2 separate regions of the Homo sapiens genome follow, and region 1 is linked to region 2. Evidence: chromatin loops called from intact Hi-C (ENCODE). Cell type or tissue: MCF 10A. All regions are shown on one strand.

The links. Hi-C counts contacts between places; a loop is a spot of excess contacts. Peaks named below come from ENCODE experiments on the same cell type or tissue, not always from the same donor. Only the 100,000 strongest peaks of a DNase experiment are listed, where the experiment ranks them.
Region 1: it touches region 2 in a loop (4-fold over the local background); 1 of 110 quality-filtered maps calls a loop at or near these places.

What each region holds. Positions count from the first base shown.
Region 1 is chr10:117,650,911-117,655,910 of GRCh38, reverse strand. No RefSeq gene overlaps it. Among named protein-coding and RNA genes, the nearest start is that of LINC02674, 82 kb to the left of the region's middle. In MCF 10A, no CTCF peak of the experiment used is centred here; a DNase peak (open chromatin) is centred at 2,590.
Region 2 is chr10:117,760,312-117,765,311 of GRCh38, reverse strand. No RefSeq gene overlaps it. Among named protein-coding and RNA genes, the nearest start is that of LINC02674, 28 kb to the right of the region's middle. In MCF 10A, no CTCF peak of the experiment used is centred here; a DNase peak (open chromatin) is centred at 2,411.

The DNA of each region.
Region 1 (5,000 bases), 110 kb after region 2:
TTACCTGTGGCCTCTGGCTAGCAAGCTGGACCCTTCTCTAAGACGTATTCCCACCAGCCAGTGATTTTCCATTGAGGTGGGATAGATTGTGGTGAGGCCACTTGAGGGAAGGGCCCATCTTTTCCCTTCCTCCTGCCCCTAATAACACACTCTAACCTCCAGTCATGAAAGCTGCCACACAGTTCTCATACTGATTGCTACCATTTCCTCTTAACTAGAAAATACTTCAAACTGTTGCCAATGCCTGATACCAGAAAGACCTTCCTCATCATCCAGGGGTCAGTTTACACACCACCTCCTCCAGGGAACCTTCCCTGAGCCCAGCAAGGAGAGGGATGGAATCAGGATCCCAGTGAAGGACTAAACTTAGAGAAGGAGGTGGAGGAGGAGGACCCTCCGAGGATGAGGGGATGACACTCAGACAAATTGAGGCACCTTGAGAGGAAAGTTGGAGGCCAGGAGCCCACATCTGTGGCCTGGCTCCTCTCAGTAAAGAAAAGGCAGGAACCCTCTTCCCAGAATGGCACAGTTAAAATGGTCCTCCAACCTTGAGACTGGAGAGAAATCACAGAGCTGAGGGAGAGCTGTTTGGGGGTTCTCCACAGGCTTCTAGACTTGGGGGAAGAGGAAATTAACACAGGCATCACACCTATGGAGTCCCATGGCAATTCCTGGGGCAGTAGGGTGGGGCGGGGCAGGAGGAGTGAGAATCTGAGCCTTAGTTCCCAATCTGTAAAATAGTGCAAATATCTCATGCCCAGCTACTCCACAGGAAGACTATGAAAGTCAAATGGGGTAAAGAATGAGCTTCATGTACAAACCATATAATGGTCCTAAAATATGAAGGCTAGAACTATTATTGCTCCTTGAACCTACAAATAAATATTGGGATAGATCCACAGATCCTTTGAGCTTCTTTTTAACAGCATTTTGGGAGCTTAAAGAGAGTTTTTATCATAAACTGGGGAACAAGAAATAGTACCTTTTTTTTTTTGGTTCTCTCATATGTCCACCTACAATAGATTGTACTTGAAGAGAAAATAATATACAATAAAGTAAAATCTACCAGCACCAGATGAACTGAAATAACTCAATTATAAGAGGCTAGCCCATGATATCATTTACAACTGCATGTCATTATTGTCATCCCAGGTAACTAGAAGTGAGACTCTTAAAAAGATGGCCTATAGGATATCCTATCTCTCTCTCTCTCTCTCTCTCTCTCTCTCTCTCTCTGTCCATTCCCTTTCATCTGGGCTTGTTCTTGTGACTTACTTTGACCAATGGGACATTAGCAATCATGACATAAGTAGTGTCTTTAAAATAATGATTGCACATTGAGAGATTTCTCCCTTGTTGCTCTTGGAACCCTGTAACTGCCATGAGGGCAAACCTGGGCTAGCATTTTGGAAGATGAGGGATCACATGGGAGAAGCCTCTATTATCTCAGTAATTTCAGATGATGCCATCATCACATGCCAGCCCCAGCCAACATACTACCTGACTGCAGAGACATGAGTAAGCCCAGCCAAGATCAGCCCAGCCCAGCAAAGACCAGAAGAACCACCCAGCTGAGCCCAGGCCAATTGCTAACCTACAGAATTTTTACCTAAATAAGCAATTTAAGCCATTAACACTGGGGCAGTTTGACATGCAGCAAAAGTTAACTCTATATTGTGGTATCCCAGAATGAGTCAGCAGACTGGGACCCTGTTCCTAACTCATTGTGTGACCTTTGGTAAGTCACTAAACCTTTCTGGTGCCTAGTTTCTTCCACTAAAAATGAGGAGATTAAATTAAATGATCATTAAAGGCCCCTTCTAGTTCTGTCTCATTCTGTGATACTAAATCTTATTAACAAAAATATCATGAATGTGGTAAAATTGTATGAACCAGCTGACGCATAGCACAGTATCTGGGGCTTTTTTTTTTTTTTTTTTTATGTGCCTAAATGTCAAGCTCTGAGATTTAGCTACCTGACGAGGGAGCACAAATATAAAATGCTTCGTCAGTTTTCTAATGGTGTTGTTGGATTCTGGGCTAAAATATGAAGTTGAAAAATGCTGACCAGAAAGAAACTGTAGCTTATGCTGGCATGTAAAGAAACGAAATTACTGTCAACATCTAAATCCAGAAAGAGCTTTCTGTTGGGATGTAAAGGCTTCAGAAAATGCAGGAGCAGAGCAGGGGCTAGGCCTTTCAGAAAAGAAATCCCCCAGATCTTAATGAGAAGAAAAACCTTAGTGAACCTCAAGAATTTGCTCAACTCCCATATTCAAACTTCTACCTATCTGGAAACTGATCCAACAACTTATTTTTCGAAAGTCAGTAAGAAGAAAAATTAAAACATGTGTAGCATATATATATTTTCTTTGTTTTCTTAAATGATCAAACTAGATCATAATGAACATCTAACTGCTCTCTGGAAGGAGCTGTAATTTCATGAAAGTGAAGGTGTACACTAGCCAAGAGAGTTGTTGCTTTTCTAACCCAGAATCAGTGCTAAGGAGGACCCAGAGACTGATGATGCTGGTGCATTCCACATTGCAGTGGCTGAGGTGAAGAGTTACTATTCCAGAAATGAGTCATTAACATGAGTCATTTCACAAACTGGGGTGTGGAAACCCCTGTGTTACTGCCTGAGAGCACACAAGCCTGACTCACTTGAAGGGTTTCTTTTTCTTTTTTTTTTTTTTTGAGGAGGTAGTATTTTTATATAAAAGTAAACCTGAGCACATCTTGAAATCAAATGCAAAATGTACATTAATTTTCCAATAAAACATCAAAGAAGTGTCCTCCTTCCAGCATGTGTCTTCAGGGGTACATGGCTACTCTCATCTGTCATGAGGGTTACTTGTGTGGCCAAGAGTGAGAGGCCCAGTATTAGGTAATCTCCAGGGGCTAAAATGTTCCCAAAGCAAGCCACTTTGAGTGACATTTTCCAAGTAAAGAAAATTACCCAAGACACTGCATTTCTTCTGAGAGATTGTCTGGAGCCACAATATTGGTTTATTATATACAGCTTCCTAGGCTTGTCTCTTAGAGACAGGCCTGAAGCCACCAAGCTCCCAAAACCATGCAAGGAACTTACACACATACACATTCCCCTCCCAGGTTGGAGCAGAGAGAATTCTGGAAGGGGCTCTCCCAGTGGAGGTCAGAAGTAGCAGCACTCTCTTCTCCCAGAGCTTCTGCTTAGCCTGAGTACCCTAACACAGATCCACAACTCACCCTCACTAGCCAAGCCCAGAGTAAAAACCCTAAAACTCTTCCCCTTGGGGGGCAATCATCTCTCCTTTGCTTTCACCTGAAGAGCAGTAGCTTGGCCCATACATTCCTTTTCCTAAACACTACCCTAGAACAATAAGGAAACAATTTCAACCAATCAGCCCAATGCTTGATCTTAAGGAGCCCAGATCACTGAAAACGGAATGATTCGATGAGCTGAGACCACTCTATCAAGGATCCTCTCCTCCCAGTTCCTCTTGAGCTTGCATATTTGTTCAGCAAACATTTGACCATGCCCTGACTCTAGGCTAGACCTGTTCTAGGCCCCTGTGGTTCAGAGGTCCCTCTCTGATGGAGCTGATGTCCAGGGAGGGAGATAACATTAAACAAGTAAATGCACAAATATTCGTACATAGGGAGGCCACATACTCTTGAGTATTTATTAGCCAAGTGTCCACATTCATGAGGTTTCATAGAGAAACAGAAATTAGCCTGAGAATTTCAAAAATATTCAGTGAACTAACCACTTGTAAGATCAGTGTCTACTCAAACAACATACATAATGTCAGCATCTATCACAGCCCAAAGAGCTGTCATCATTTCTGTTCCATCTCTCCTTGTTTTTTGTTTGTTTGTTTCTTTCTTTCTGTTATCTGACAGTATGATGCAATTGCAGTACAAACAAATTGAAAAAAAAAATTGAAGACTTTACCAAAGCTGTAGGATTTTATGATGTCTACGACAGTGATGCTAAAGAACAGCTTAAACCCCAGGCCAAGCCAATGATAGATGAAGCTCTGACAGTTAGATCACGTAACAACAGAGAGAGAGGGATTTGCCACGGATGATGAATTCATAGTCAAAACAGAATGGTTGGATCAAGTGGTTAAAGGAAGCCCTTGGGCAAATGCATAAAGACCTAGACCCTTTCTGCAATAAACAGCTTTCTTTATGTTTTTGTTTTAAAGAATTTTTTTTTAAAATTACAAAACAAGGGAGGCCATCTCATGCCATTATCCGATTTTGTCATAAAAATTATATTGCTTGAAATTATCAACATCTGATTCAACTTTTGTCCACTCTAAACTTCAGTGTGTGGTTGAAATTAGAATCTAAAATTGGGTAAGTATAAGATAAAAATAAATTTATGTTCATAATTTCTAATCTCCGTTTTCAAGAAAATCTTAATCAAATCTTCTTTAAATCCCATTTCCCATGAAATACTGGCTCCTATGTTAAGTGGGCTTGGTCTGAGGTGTCCTTTCAGGGAGGATCACCTCAGGATAACAAGGCCCTCTGTCATCACACTGGTATGAGTGCCATAAAGGAGAATCCAGAGGGCTATAAGACCCAAAGCGGGTTTAGCTGGTCTAGGAAAGTGACATCACAGCTGAGACTTGAAAGCACAGGAGCCTGGAGGTGAGAACATGCCCAAAAGGAGATGTGGCGACCGGCTGGCACAACAAACTAAAGGAAACCCAGCATGGCTGGAGGCAGAAGGAAGGAGGGCAGGACAGGAGACGAGGTTGAAGATACAGATAGGGTCCAGGATGTTGCTTTTTATCATACAAGCAAAGGTCATTTTTGCAAGCTTTTTGAGCAGGAAGGTAACAATTTGTGGGTACCTCATGGCAGATACTGTCCTACTTCTTGTCATTAGGAAAAGCCTTGCTGGACTTCTTATTTTTTCCTAGAACCAAAACCTTTTTTCAAAATCCCCAGGCCGGATGAAGACTTCCCAGTTTTAGGGCCTCACTTAGGGACATTATTTC
Region 2 (5,000 bases):
GGTTGGCGTGGGGTGGGGGGAATCCCTGCTTCAGTGCTTGAGATGGAGCTGAATGAGAACAGAAGGCTTCATGCTCATCTGAAAGAGTGAAAGCATTGAAAAATCCTCAAGTGCCCCGAACAACCCACCTCGGTCTAAACACCTCTTTTAATAGCTGAGAAATTGCAGACCAGACCAAGGGAGGGCATGCCCAGGGTCACAGAGATGTTCCTGGCAAGTGCCACAGAGAAACTTCAGAAGTTTCAGTATTGGTGGTCTATCCAGACAACTTAGACACAGGATTTTTGTAAGCAAATCACATTTCCAAAATGCCCTTATTCACTTATATCCTGCTTCTTTTCAAAACAGAGATAAATAGGAGAGCTACTAAGAGCAACTGCGACTGCAGCCTATTATTATTATTTAATAATAATAACATTATTATTAAATTTTGACATTAATTTTGAGTTTCCTGCCACTTCAGTAAAAAGAGAAACCCACTATGTCCCATAGCTTTCATCGATGAGGAAACATCCATTCTTTTTAGAAGAGATTACTTCACAAAGAAATGTCCATATGTAACCTCACAGAGGAGAGGAATTGCGCCCCTTTTCTGAGGAAAGATGCCAACCAAGTCCAAAGATACTAACTTTCTCATCTAGACTGACTCATTCGGCCAGTTTGCACATTAATGTGTGAACTCACCCACTGGCCACTTCCACTGACATTATAAATGAAATCGCTGGTTTTGTAAATTGAGAAATTGAAAACTCTTGTTTTTCCTGCTCTCATTTTTCAGAGTTACATCTGCTACTCCAAACTTTGCATTCCATGTAACTTGTATTTGCAAAAAAGGAATATAAACTCCATACACAGAAGGAAAGAGCAGAGAAAAAAAAGAATCAAAATATTTATTACTTGGGAGACACCCACTATTCCATATGCCATCTCACGATATGAACACTATTGATTCTATACCCACTCTGGGTCACTCACTTCCTGTACTCAGTGAATCCACACTGTATCTCAGTGAATCCTTACCACAACCCTTTACAGGGGCTTTTCCTTAAAGAGAAGGAAAAGCTGAGAACTCACCAGGGTCAGGAGCTTGCTCTAGTTACACAGATAGATATTCATTCAAACACCTGCTGTAAGCCATGCACTGTTCAAGGTACTCGAGATCCCTGGATAATACCCATGGAGCCTCTGCCTTCAGTAACCTCTGTCTCATGACCCAAGACAGTCAGTAGTCAACAAACAAGAAAGAACAACCAACAAAAACTAGCGAGAGAATCACAGATGGTGTCACATTTTGGGAAGGAACCAAACTACAGAAAGAGATGGGAAAGTAATTGGAGGTGGGAAGAGAAGCCACGGCACATTATGTGGGTGGTCAGGGAGGGTCTATCAGAAGAGCTGACAATTCAGCTGAAACCAGAAGGATGAGAACGAAGAACCAGGGATCTGAGGGCCAGGTGGGACCAGCAGAGACTGGGTCTCCACTGGGCAGTTCAGGAAGCCTAGGCTGCCTCCTATCTACCCTCTCTGACAGCCCTGCCAGGTTGGCATTATCCTTTACTGCACAGACATGCACACAAGGGCTCAGAGTGGTTAAGTGACTTGATCAAGAACACACCGCCGAGAACAATGAAGCAAGATTATAATCAAGGAACATCTGGTCCCAAACCTGTGCTTTTAGCATTGACCTTACTTGATTGACCCTTGATTGATTCAAAAGCTACCAACACTGACAATACAATTTACACTGGGACAGCTAGTTAATTAGTTCGTTGTCTGTACATTATTACTCATACTTGGCCTCATTCCAAAAATAATTTGAACCCCCTAAGATTCTCTGTACTTAATGGAGTCTCCTTCAGACAGAGTCCCCTACTCCAACTAGATGGGTGGTACAGAAATCCTATGACGATGTCTTCTCAAAATACAAGATCAGACTCTTTAAGAAGTTCTTGCAGACAAGGGTCCCTAACCACACAGCTCACTTCTTGTCCTGGGGTACTTGGGAACCTTCTGATCCTCTGATGGGAGCTGGGGCCTCACCAGAGCAGGAGCTTCACAACACCTTGTTGCTGTCATGAATCTTCCAAAGGTCCTGTGGACACCTAGAAACTCAAGGTTGCATTTACCACGACAAAAACTAAGCAAACAAACAAAAACACTTCTACTTCCTGTGATGCAGCCAATGTCCCCCGCGGGAGTCGGGTGAAGAACATGTGTTCCACTGCTCCACCCGTCTCCATGGCCATCATTCTGAACGTGGTGTCATCATGGCAGCATCCTTTCACCCTCTCCCCAATCCTGACATAAGCTGCACCGCCGTGAAAGCAGTCTAGAGTGGTAGAAAAAGCTCCTTCTAACCCTATGGCTCATTTCCAAGCCTGCTGGTTGATGAAACCCATTGCAATGACCTCCACGAAGCACAGGAAAATGGGTCACTCCCTGAATTGCCAAGTCTGCCAAAAATAGGTATGTTACATCATTGCCACACGGGACCTGACTCTTACTCAAACAAGTGTGCAATTTAGGGGGGTTTTCTGAGTAATTTGCCAGCCAAAAAAAGACGCTGCCATTCAGGGAGCTCTTATTATCTCAGAATAACAGGCAGTACGTGTCTATCCTTACCTTGTGCTGGGAGCTATTCTCCACCCTTTACCATATTAACTCATTAATTCTCACAACTCCATGAGGTGGGTATAACTGTCATCACTATTTTACAGATAAGAAAATCAAGGCACAAAGAGTTTGTATCACTTATCTGAAGTCATCCAGCTAGAAAGGAATAAGGACTGGATTCAGGCTCTTAACGGCTCACTCTGCAGGGTCTCACGCAAAGCCATATGAGATGATGCTAAGTCTGCAGCGGTGGGACCTGAACTAGCAGCTGCCTGTCCCACGGCTCTGGTTGCCCCATGGTTTGCAGGGCTACAGTTCTGCTCCCCAGCCCTTCAGGCACATTACAGCCTGGTCCACCAGACAACTTTCTAGGTGACGGCATTGCATCCATGGGCATTGCCAGGGCCTCCGCCCGCCAGGTTCCTAACCACGTAACTCTCAAAGGAAACGAACGCCTCCCCCGGGCAGCCATCTTTATTTTAGACGGTGATGTAAAAATTCCAGTTCCCTTAGCAAGGAGCTCTGTGCTGAAGACAAGGTTTGCCTCTGTCCAGAAAGGCAGTTTCAAGGTAAAAATTGAATATCCCTAGAGTGACAAGGCATTTTGTCTCCCATTAATTTTGAGAGAGAAAAATGGGGAGAAAGAAGCAAAGACAAACGCACAAGCTCCCTCCTCACTCTTCACCCCCGCCCCAGGCAGAAAGGAAGCTAAGGAAAGCCTAGCGCCTCTCTCCCTCTGTCTCTCTGCTGGCTGCCTTTAGCTGTGGGAGGAAATAAGCTACAAACATTCCGCAGGAGATGCACACGTGGACAAGCTTGTATGTCATCTTAGAGTGTTCACGGGGTGCTCACATTCAGAAGGGACCTGGGAGATGACCCAGTTCATCACTGTCCAACAGAAATAGAATGTGAACCACATACATCATTTTAAATTCTGTAGAAGCCACAGCAAAAAAAGAAAAACAGCAATTTAATATATCCAAAATATTATCATTTCAGCATGTCATCACTATAAAAATTATTGGATTATTTTACATTCTTTTTGTTATATTAAATGTGTATTTCACACTCACAGAATTTCTCCTTTTGGATTCAATTAGCTTCCTTTCAAATGCTCAGTGTCACCTGTGGTGAGAGGCCACCGCATGGGACAACAGAAGCCTAACACATCACTCCATCTGATGGATGATCACAGATCTTCTTCAACATCCTTTAAGGAATCATCTAGTTCCTTGCTACTCACATACGGCCAATTGGCAGCAACAGCATCACCTGAGTTTGTTAGAGATGTAGACTCTCAGGCCCCACCCAGAACCTATTTAAATCAGAATCTACTGATGCTCTCCTCAGGTGATTCATCTGCTCCTGCACGTGAAACTCTGAAAACCCCATTATCTCCTCTTAAGCACTTCCTGTGGCAGGGAACTCACCATCCCATCCCCAAGGAAGCCCGTGCCATCTTTAAATGGGTCTAGTTATTAGAAAGGCATTTATCCTTTCTTTATTGAGTGCTCCCTATGAGCCTGGCACTGTGCTAAGCACATCCCGTGAATTATCTCATTTAAGCCCAGCACAGCCCTAAAAGAGTGGAACTAATTTTGGCTCCTTTCATATAATTAAGGGAAAAGAAGCCCCATAAACCTGGATAACTGGCCCCAGATCATGTGGCTGGCCAGAACTCTGTTTCTGTGCCTGTTTCCTGAGCCACTCACTGCACCAGGGTCTCCCTGTCCCTTCTGCCCGATGCCACACAGACCCCAGGAGTCTTTTCCAGTTTCAAAGAAAAGCGTTGTTGGCGCTCGGGAGAGATGGTCTTCAGTACCAGACTTTATATTTTTGTGGACTTCATTAATTGCTGATTTCATTCTTTCATTTGTTTTCATTCAGTATGTCATTTCTCACTTAAATACACTCTGTTGGTACCTGCCCGCTCAGCATTTACTTTCCTCATCAAGGTTTAGAACAAGTTTAGAAATGGGCAACTAAGCAAACAGGCAGAAATGAATGAAAGTCATAAGATGCCATTAGATCACGCAAAGGTTCCTGGTTTCCAATTAAATAAGGTACATGGCTGGAAAAATCAGGTAAGCTACACATATTAAGGGAGGGACCCCAATTATATCACCACTCACATTGAGGAAGATACTGAACGCACCACAGAATGTCATGAGACAGCAAGCCATGGAACGTGATGGAAGTACAGTCAGGTGGAAAACGAAACTAACAAGAGGAAGGCAAGTTCTTAGGAGTTTTCCTTCTTCACCGAAATGTATCAGTGAAACTCCCAGAAAACGAGAATGTCACTTTCCATCTGTATTTCCACTTGCAGGAAGAAATCGCTGACGGCCCAGTAGAGGGTTGAACGTCTATGTGGAACTTGTACTGTT